2 separate regions of the Mus musculus genome follow, and region 2 is linked to region 1. Evidence: chromatin loops called from intact Hi-C (ENCODE). Cell type or tissue: left cerebral cortex. All regions are shown on one strand. Each heading gives the region's core, and the rest is flanking DNA. Links, peaks and the distances in the headings are about the cores only.

Evidence for each region. A loop is a pair of places that touch in the nucleus more often than their neighbours do. Peaks named below come from ENCODE experiments on the same cell type or tissue, not always from the same donor. Only the 100,000 strongest peaks of a DNase experiment are listed, where the experiment ranks them.
Region 2: it touches region 1 in a loop (8-fold over the local background); 2 of 42 quality-filtered maps call a loop at or near these places.

Annotation. Positions count from the first base shown.
Region 1 is chr16:23,148,667-23,154,044 of GRCm38, reverse strand. The region is part of intron 1 of Adipoq (adiponectin, C1Q and collagen domain containing); the gene reads right to left. Among named protein-coding and RNA genes, the nearest start is that of Adipoq, 4.8 kb to the right of the region's middle. In left cerebral cortex, for the core only: a CTCF peak has its summit at 2,458; a DNase peak (open chromatin) is centred at 2,448.
Region 2 is chr16:23,951,747-23,957,124 of GRCm38, reverse strand. No RefSeq gene overlaps it. Among named protein-coding and RNA genes, the nearest start is that of Rtp2, 24 kb to the right of the region's middle. In left cerebral cortex, for the core only: a CTCF peak has its summit at 3,211 (motif pointing right); DNase peaks (open chromatin) are centred at 3,249, 3,471 and 4,092; H3K27ac peaks cover 629 bases.

The DNA.
Region 1 (5,378 bases), core at 163-5,162:
TCAGCCTTGTCATTTTCTAGCTTTTATGATCATTTTAAATATATGCATTGCCAGTCCATAGAGTGGATACGGCCAAAATATCTGTAGTTCTTTTAAACTTGGTTTCTATTTTTTAGCTTATGTCTACTTCAAAATATTTTATAATCTGCAACAAATGATATGTATTGATTTAAAAAGAATCAATCAATCAAAGCTGTTTTCAGGCAGGCAGCTTTTCTAAAAAACTTATCTTTCTATTATGATATATTCCCAGATATAAATGATTGGGCCCAGAAATCTAAACTTTTTGTCCTCTTGGGTTTTTGAGGCAAGGTTTCTCTGTTGTAACCTTGACTGCTCTGGAACTTGCTCTGCAGTCCAGGCTGACCTAGAACTCAGAGATCCACTTGCCTCTGTCTCCCAAGTGGAGGAATTAAAGGCATATGCCACTATGCCCTGATTAACCTTTTTGTAAAAAAAAGACATTTTGTTTTTAATTTATGTGTGTGTGAATGATTCTGTGTGTGCGATTGTGAGAAGAGAGAGAGAGAGAAAGTGTGTGTGTGTGTGTGTGTGTGTGTGTGTGTGTGTGTGTGTGTGTGTGTGTGTGAGCCCAAGGAGGCCCCGAAGAGGATTTCCTGGAACTGGAGTTATGGATCGTTGTGAGGCACCATGTGGGTACTAGGACCCAAACCTGAGTCCTCTGGAAAAGCAAGTGCAAGGTCTTAATTGTGAGCTGTTTCTCCAGCCCACCTAAACGTTTTTAAGTCTTTTAAAAAGATTTAATTTTATTTTCATTCGAGTGTGTGTGTGTGTGTGTGTGTGTGTGTGTGTGTGTGTGTGATCTGTGTACAGGAGTGAAGCACCAGTCAGTTGTGAGCTGCCCACTTTCAGTGCTGGGAACCGAACTCAGATCCTCTGGAAGAGTAACATGCTCTCTAAACTGCTGAGCTGTCTCTCTCTCAGCCTCTCTTTAAAGTCATTTAACATACATACCAACATTACAAGAAACGATGCTGCCACCCAAGAGAACATGAGTGTATGCACACAAAGACCTATCTCGGGCTGAGGGTGTCACTCTGTAGCAGGGCACTGCCCTCGCATAATCAAGGACCTGGATTCCTTCCTCAGCACAGCAAAGAAAAAAATAAGCAGGCCTAGCTGAATTACTCTTGCCAGCTTTGGGTAGTCTCAGTTTTAAAAAGTGTACTACTAGCCAAGCAGGATGACACAAGCCTTTAATCCCAGCACTTGGGAGGCAGAGGCAAGTGTATCTTTGTGAGTTTGAAACCAGCCTGGTCTGCATAGTGACTTCCAGGACAGTCAGAGTGATATGGATTTTCTGTCTCAAAAACCAAAAACCAAAACAAAAGCAAAAGAAAACATCTGTTTTAACTGTTAAATTTAGTGAGCAAAATAAATGATCTTCATTCTTCAGTCATTTCTAAGATCCTCGTTAAGTTCCTGTCAGTTAATTTACTGGGGTCACAAAGTGTTTCTTCTGCACTGTTGTGCCTTGGATATGTTTTGATTTGGGGTCTTTTGGGGGAGCACTATTTTGAGAATGAGTTTCATGGAACCCAGTCAAGCCTCAAAGACTCCATCACTGGATTTAAGATGACCTTGAAGTCATGATGGCCTCATTGCCACCTCTCAAGTGTTGGGATTACAAAACAAGCACCACTACATAGACTTTTCTTTTTAAGCTTTACCCTTTTTTAATATAGAGCCTTTGTCTATGGCCCAAATTGGCCTCACCCTCAGGGTACTCCTCGTGCGTTGGCCTCCCTGATGTGGGATTACGTGGGTGTACCAGCGGGCCCAGTTCCTGTAACGTTTGGCTGGTTTTATGTGGAGGTTATTGTTCTCTGCACCCACAGTGCTGAGACTCAAACCCAGGGCCTCTCTACTCATCTCTTCGAGGCAACTGCTCTGCCACCGAGCTACATCCCGTCCCTTATTAACATCTCTGCAGGCGATTGTGTGAGCGTGTGTCACCATTTTGTCTTCTTACGTCACACTGCTGTGACTTGCCCTCTAGGTGCAGATCATCCTTCTGTCTGTCTGTCCTCATTCCCAGGTGTACAGGGAGTCTGTCCTTTATTTGCTTAGTTCTGTTGACATTTTCCTTGATTCCAAGCAATAAACAGCTCTTATTCTTGGAAGGATTTGGTATTACCCTGGTTTGTATTTTCACTCTCTCTATATAATATCACTCTTTGCTGTACCTGTGACTTTCTTTTAATGGTGCTATAAACTGTGGCATAAGATCATTTTAAATGCCTTTGATTAAATTCAGCCTTGCACTCCCTGTTGCCTTGGAGCATCATTCTTTAAATACCCAATTCTAGTTTGACCGTACACAAATTGGAACTGGCAGGTGTGGGGAGGAGTGAGCCAGAAACAACTGCCCTAGCATTGCTCTTGGAGAGCAGGAGTCTGCCCTAGATTGGCTCATAATGTCTCTGAGTGCCTCTGTCGCCATCTACTGAATCTGGAGTGATCAAAAACCCAGTCTCAGAAACTGCTACAAAGAAAATGAAGCAGAGCTTGCCCTGGAACTTTCTTATCACAGTCAGTCAGTCAGTCAGTCAGTCAGTCAGTCTATTGGTTGGTTGGTTGGTTGGTTGGTTGGTTAATGTGTGTGTGTGTGTGTGTGTGTGTGTGTGTGTGTGTGTGTGTGTGTGTGTGTGTGTATGGTGTGGTGTGTGTGTGTGTGTGTGTGGTGTGTAGTGGTGTGGTGTGTGGTGTGTAGTGGTGTGGTGTGTGTGTGTGTGTGTGTGTGTGTGTGTGTGTACCCACAGAAGTTAGAGAACACCTGTGGAAGTCAGTTCTCTCCTTCTACCAACTGTGTCCTGGGGAATGAACTCAGGCCATTAGGTTCAGCATCTTTACTCACTGAGTCATCTTGCCCGCCATTGCTCTGAGACTTTTAATATTGTGTGTCTTATGTCAACTCTGCCCTTCTTACAGCTCCAGCAATCATATTCCTGAAAACTTCAACTCAAGAATCTAAGAAGCACCAATCTTTTCCATGGGGAAATAAGAAAGACACCAAAATGCTTGAAATGGAGGCAGGTAAGGAGGGCCCCAAAGACAAAGGGTAGCTCAAAACAGATCCCTAATGCTGGGGAGGAAGGAAGAGACAGAACTCTAGAGTTTTCAGTTCTCTCTCTCTACTGAAAAACCAATAATCTTTCTCATCTAAAAACACATTCTTCCCCCACGCCTCCATGTCCTTAATGCTTTTCTCTACTTACAGGTATGGTTGTTCTGGGATTCCCCGAGTGCCATGGGACTGAAGTACTAAGCGCTGCACACCCTTAGCTGTTCTTTTTAAAGATTTATTTTTATTTTTTAATTATTTGAATATTCATGGGGGTATACACCTATGTACAGGTACCCACGGAGGGCAGAAGGCATTGGATCCCCTGGAACTAAGTTAAAGACAGTTGTGAACCAGGTTCTTTGTGAAATTTCCTCTGCAGATACTGTTAGCTGCTGAGCTCTCTCTCCAGCCCCTAAGCCTTTGGCTGATAAGGACAGATCTCACTGAAGGCTTCTCTTTCACCGAGTTCTGGATGTAAAGTCAGGTCTGGATACCCATGAAGGACAACACAGAATGCCTCTTTTTTAAAAAAAAAAATATTCCACATTGTTTCTGTTCTTTATGTAGACAAAGCAAATGTTGCACTCTGACTTTGAAAGACTTCTGTTTCTATAAGGAAACACTACTGAATGGAACCAAGTGCAAGAGATGAATCTACAGCTAGAGCATGTTACAAAAGAAACATTGTAGATAGGTGTTGGAGGTAGACAGCAAGGATCCAGTATAATGCTTTGCATTTGGAAAGCCTTTGTTCCACCATCTCATTGAATAACCACAGCCGTTTTGGAGACAATACTGGGGGGGGGGGTTACTCAAAAAGATGCATGCTCGGGTACAAACAATCAGTTTTGCCCTTTATGTGTTTGTTGGAAGACTAAGCGACAGACTCCATGAACCATGCCTAGGGGGGTGTCTGGAGTAAGCCAGTGAGCAATGGCTGTCACTTAGGACTGCTCTGACTTAGGGGTGAGGAACTGGGGCTGCTGGGTGCTTGAGTGATAATCTAGATCCAACAGAACCCGTGGAAGTAGAGTCCTGGCTAGATAACCTCTGGCACAGACGGGGAAGAGAAACATACTACCGTCACATACCCTGCCTTTTAGTACCCTTCCCCATGGGGAAAGGGTGAGAGACCAGAGACTGTCAATCCAATGGCCTAGCTTGCCAGCCCCCTCCTCATTCTGCCCCTATTTGCCTCCCTGGCTTTATGCTCTTTGCCTAGAAATGTGATTTCACAATAATATCATAAGACCCAGTTGGCAGAAAGTGCGGAGTAGTTTACAAACTTACAAAATACCGTACACGTTTGTGAGAGAAGGAAAGTAAACAAATATTAACGTATCAACCCACTGTGGACAGCTGCTGAGTTTCACTTCACTCACACAGCCTTAAGGGGAAGACCGACAGCTGAGACATCTGGGAGAGGGAAAGGTTTGGTCATTTCTGCCAAAATAAGAAGCAACCAGGTAGGACCAGGCGTGGTGGTGCACACCTTTAATCCCAGCACTTGGAAGGCAGAGGCAGGCTGATCGATGTGACTTTGAGGCCAGCCTGGTCGATAGAGAGAGCTCTGCTATTTGTTATACAGAGAAACCCTGTCTCAAAATGTTTAAAAAATGAACATGTCATCCAATGACCCACTGGCCTTCCTAGCAAACCACACATGAGTTATGCAGAGGGATGGCTGCATGTTTCAGGACCACTGTATAGTGAAGGGGATGTGAAATTCCTCTTTGACCTGCTGGCATTTTAGCACCAACATCCAGAATCTTGTGAAATTCAAGACTGGAGTTTCCTCTGGGACTGGCAGAGATTAGGCTACAAGGAGAGAGAGAAGAGGTCAACGCCCCCAGCCAGTAAAGACAACAAAACACAGAGAAATGCCAGAGCCAAAAGCAACTCCAGGACCTCCCATCCTTGCTTGTAGAAACAGAAAGACTGAGTGCATTTCCTACATCCTCATGGAAGCGCTCTGTGTGCTGGACACCTGGCCTGTTGGTTGTTTTCACCTTCACTCATGAAGTGGTACCCGAGGGTAGAGCTCAGTGGAGGGGCATTTGCCCAATGTGTATGAAGCCCTAAGCTCAAACCTCAGAAGCACACAATAAACAAGCAAAACCAGATAAAAATTAAGTTAATATTTGTAATTTCACAATGGCACAACCCAATCATAAATGGCTGTGCCAGGAGCTCAGGCACCTCTGTCTAGCTCCTAAGATTATCTGGAAGGTGTCACTCAGCCTTTGGAAAGTCGGTAGCATTCTCATGTCCGGTATATATGTGTGCACAC
Region 2 (5,378 bases), core at 192-5,191, 800 kb before region 1:
TTCTAGATCAACTAATTAACTAACTAGCGACCTAACTAACCAACTAACTAACTATCTAACTAACTAACCCCTTCCTCCCCTAAGTAACTTATTAGGTATGCTTGTCACAACAATAAGAAAAGCGTGACACTAATTGCTATGTAACAAATCTGTTTGGAAACAGTGGCATGTTCTCAGACACTCCAGATAAAAATCTCAAACTATGAATTTTGAAAGGGACACAATTAAACTCACAACAGAGACTGCTTGTAAAGTTCTCACAAATGGCCCCAGCATCACAACTCTTTCTCTTGTGTTTCTCCCACACACTAGAGGTCCAGGGGTTTGAGATTTGAATTCCTTCTTGGGGCCAGACAATTGGCCTTGGGGACCTCCCAGGAGCTCACCAAGGGCTTCTTGCCTCAGAGGAGGAGAGACAGAGACAGTGGTGCTGGCCCCAGCCCAGTAGATGCTTTTTTCCAATTCTAACTAGTTTTGTCGTTTCTACCTTTGGTGGGCCTCACAAATAAACATCAGTGAACAACATAGTGTTTGGTGAGCAAGGGCACTTGGGTTATACAGACATGAGAACAGGTCAGCCTCAAGCTGGTATCTATGAAATAGAAACGATCTGAATTTTATAGGATACAGCATTTCAAGATGGGTGAAAATCCCTTTCACTGGAGACTATGGTTGCTCATTGCATTTCAACTTGTGAAGGCAATCCCGGGTTTACCAGCCATCACAGCCAGGAGAGCTTTACGCCTAAGGGACTCTTTAACATGTTGCTACTTGTTATTGTAAGTGTTGTAAGGTGGTCTGGCCAAGAAGAGTCTGCAGTTCAATTCCTTTATCATTTGGAAAAGAACACCAAATGCCAGAAAGCAAACATAGTCTCTAAGGCCTGAGACCGATTTCCAGATGCTTGTGGTAGGCATTTCTGTTATAGCTGTGGCCTTACACTGCTATGATTGTCTCCAGAAATCTTACCCAGCCCCTGAAGCAGTGGTTCTCAACCTGTGGGTTGCAAACCCTTTGGGGTTCATCAATCTCTTCAGAGGGTTGCCTAAGACCATCATAAAACACAGCTACTTGCACTGCGGTTCATAACAGTAGCAACACTACAGCTATGAAGTAGCAACAAAAGTAATTTTTGTAATTTTATGGTTGGGGGAGGGTCACCACAACATGAGGAACTGTATTAAAGGGTTGCAGTATTAAGAAGGTTGAGAACCACTGCCCCAAAGGTTGTCTTTGTCAAATAGCCTCATTTGTCTGACTGCTTCTTTGGCAAAGCTGAAGGGAGAAAGCTATGACCAATGGGTGAGAGACACAAAAAAAAAAACAAGCTCAGCCTGACTGGAGAGAAGATTTTACAGTAAATATCTAAAGATGGAATGGGCTGTGGGTGACAGCTTGTGGTAGTCAGCTTTCTGTTACTGTAATAAACACGCAAGATGATCAACTTATGATAAGAAATTAGTTGTTTTGGTGCCCTGTGATCACAGCTCCATCATCATCACTGCGCTCTTGCTTTGAGCCTGTGGTGGCATGCACGATGCATTGACCCCAGGAGGTCAGAGTGGAGATCTGCTGCTGTGAGTCACAAGAGAGAAGGGCCAACATCATGATAGTCTCAACTCCTTTTGGGGTAGAGACGGGCAGAGTTGCATTATAGGGTTCATGTTGGTTTTCTTTCCTCTTTTTATATAATACCCTGGGCTGGCTTCTCACATACCATTTTTAGTTTTTAAATCACTCTGTCTCTGTCTGTCTGTCTCTCTCTCTGCCTGTCTGTCTCTTTCTTTGAGAGAGAGAGAGAGAGAGTGTGTGTGTAGTACACACATATGGATCGGGTGTGTGTATCTGTGCATGTGGAGGACATGAGGTGTCCAGGCCCAATTACTTTTCATCTTGATACTGTCACTGAACATGGAGCTAGGCTGGAAGGCAGAGAACCCCAGCCATCCTCCTGCCTCCACCTCATGTAACACTGGGATTAAAAGAATAGTTGTCCATGCCAGGCTGTTTACATGGATACTGGGGATTTGAACTCAAGTTGAACCGCATGCTTTCAGAGCAAGCACCCCTACCAGATGAGGCTGCACCCCCCAACTCAGCCCTTTTAACATTCATTTCATTTTCTTTATTTTTATTTTATTTTATGGCAGTGAGACAATTCAATGCCCCACCTGCTTATGCTGCTATTATTTCTGCCTGGCACACATGACCCATAGTCACACAGAAAGATACACAATGTCTAACACAAGAGTACTGCATCTCTGCCTGGCTCATAATGTTCTCTGCTTACCCCTTCTTAACTCACGGCAGACCTGGCCCAATGTGGACCCAGCAATGGTAGTGCGTTTAAGGATTTCAGATGTATCCCGTCATCCACTGTCGCGTCCGCTCTCGACCAGCAAGAACGACACGACCACCAGTTCTTCTAACAGCAGTTTATTCAGCAAGCTTCAGTCATCATCTCTCGCTTCATCTTTTTCTCCCCTGAACCCCGGGCCTCTCACTCTTATATACTCTCAGTCCCCATTCACTCATGGCAGGCCACATCACCTCACCAGGCACACAGCTTCAGCCAATCAGGGTGGCAGGGGCGCGTCTCCACCAAATATGGACTTGTTTACACCGCCAGCATCATGGTGCACCTGCGCAGCTTTCACAATGGTCATGGCAATTTTCAGGTGTATGAGGAAGTCAGGTGCAAGTCATAAGAATTAGCTGCTGCCACACCCGCTCCTCACAATCCACTTGTTTTTGAGGTAGCTATCACTTTTTATCTTATCCTGCCCTCAAACTCACAGCAATATTTGGGCCTCAGCTCCTCAGTGCTGATATTACAGGCATGGAACACCACTCCCAACTCTCTGCTTGGTCTTTACTTGTATTTTATTTGTTTTTTACTCTCATAGATGTGTGCTGTATTTACAACATTTCCTCTTTCCTCTCCTCTGTCCAAGCTTCCTATACCCTGCCACTCTCAAATTCATAACATCTTATTTCCTTTATCATTCTTACACACACACACACACACACACACACACACACACACACACACGTATAAACACAGCAATGTTGTTCTTCTGTGTATGTTTGTATGGCTGATGACTTGGCATAGGATAACCAATTGGGATTACCAATTCATCCTAGGCTGATTTTCCCAGTTTTAGCAACTCTTGGCTTCCCATTTTGAGACTAGTTTTACTTGTGTAGTCTGGAGAATGGCCACAAGGTGGCAGTGTAGGACAAGCAGTGGCTATTTTGCCCCCCCCCCCTTCCCCACTTCCCCAGTGTAAATCAGGCCCAGCTGTGTTTTGGAATTGTTCTCCCTCGAACCCCTTTGTCTTCTTGTAGCTCATTCACCCCAAGTGACTAGTGGTTCATGGGGTGCGATTTAAGGTCCCACTTGAGAGCGTAAATTTCCACTCTGGCTGTCTTTGAATTGTAGGTTTCTAGTTTTCCTTGATAAACGTGGAAGTCCTGTCCCAGTTCTCAGCCAAAGGAGGCCATTCTCTACTAGAGCCCTTCAAATAATACTGCTAATGAGCATAGTGCTCTTTCTAGGTCAGCGAAGCACTGTCGGATCCAAGAGCTTTGATCCTCATCACAATCTTGCTGGCTAAAAAAAAACAAGACAAGAAAACCCCACCTTATCTGACAGGAGCAAATGGAGATTGGAAGGAGCTAAGAACGCTGGGCTGGGTGATGGCCAACCTTGGGCCCCAGGGGGCAGAGCCACTCCTTGGAACACCGTGCCCCTGTTTCTGCACAGTCCTGGGCACAGCTTTTCTATTGTACAGCATAGCTTAAGATAATGGAGCCTCTCAGAATTGAAAGGTTTTGGGGAGTGATAGTGCGAACTCTGGATGGAGTCAGAGCGGAAGCCCCCAGGAACACCCAGAATTCACCAGCTTTACGGTTACCAAGGCTGTGGAACTGGCACACCTCTATTGCTACCCTTCAGTGATGGCCAGAAGTGCTCCCAAGAATCATTCAGACCATGCCCCGGGCTGTGGGTGGCTGTAGAGACTTAGCAAATCTTTGCTGCGGATCGTGCACATGGTCCTAGCTCAAGATCTCCACTGTTGACCAGCTTCAGGCGTTGCTGGGGAAGTTTGTTGTCCTCAGGCTTGGGTTTCTAGCTGCAGCCTAGAAGACCACACTGGCGATTTCCAGAACAAGCTCCCTCCCCTACGTGCTGGCTGTCAAAGTTTCTTTTCTGTTGCTGTAATGAAATACTCTACAGAAGAAACTTAATGGACAAGACGTTTGCTCTTTCTCACACTTCCAGGGTACAGTCCACTGTGGCAAGAACTAGAAGCAACTGTTAAGATCACATCTGCACTCAGGAAGCAAAGAGGGGCCCTTGAATGCAGGCTGCTAGGGAATGGTGCCACCTACAGTGTGTGTGTGTGTGTGTGTGTGTGTGTGTGTGTGTGTGTGTGTGTGTGAATAGTGCCACCTACAGTGAGTGTGTGTGCATGTGTGTGTGTGCATGGTGCCACCTACAGTGTGTGTGTGAATGCCACCTACAGTGTGCATGTGTGTGTGAATAGTGCCACCGACAGTGAGTGAGTGTGTGTGTGTGAATGGTGCCACATGCAGTGTGTGTGTACATGTGTGCATGTGTGTATGAATGGTGTCACCTGCAGTGTGTGTGTGTGCATGTGTGTGTGAATGGTGCCACGTACAGTGAGTGTGTATGTGAATGGTACCACCTACAGTGTGTGTGTGTGTGTGTGTGTGTGTGTGTGTGTGTAGGGCCTTCTCAGTGCAATTAATGACATGAAGACATTCCCCCACAGGCACGCCCAAAGGTCCATCTCCTAGGCGATTCTAGGGTCTGTAAATTGACTCTGATGCCCCATCTAAGTGGGTGGACTCTGAGACAAGGGGCTGTGCTCACTGGAGTGCTCAGGAAATGTCAATCACTCACTGAGACCACAGAGCTCCAGCTGCTGAAAGGCAGCTCTCTCATCTCTTGCTCCTGGATCAGCTACTCAGGACTGGATTCTTCTCTGGCCATTGCTTCTGATGCCACTGAACCTCAGAAGGAGCTAGTGCATGCCACTAGCAATCCACACTATGTTATTTTACAATTTATGCTTCAAAGTCTCTGTATAGGCAACATTTTTTTAAACTCTATTGAAATAGATGTTTCCAAAAGGACAACCTAATATTTCTCTAACTTTAAAATTAAGATATATTCCTAGGCAAATGGATGGACCTGGAGGGCATCATCCTGAGTGAGGTAACACAATCACAAAAGAACTCAAATGATATGTTCTCACTGATAAGTGGATATTAGCCCAGAAACTTAGGATACCCAAGATATAAGATACAATTTGCTAAATGCATGAAACTCAAGAAGAACGAAGACCAAA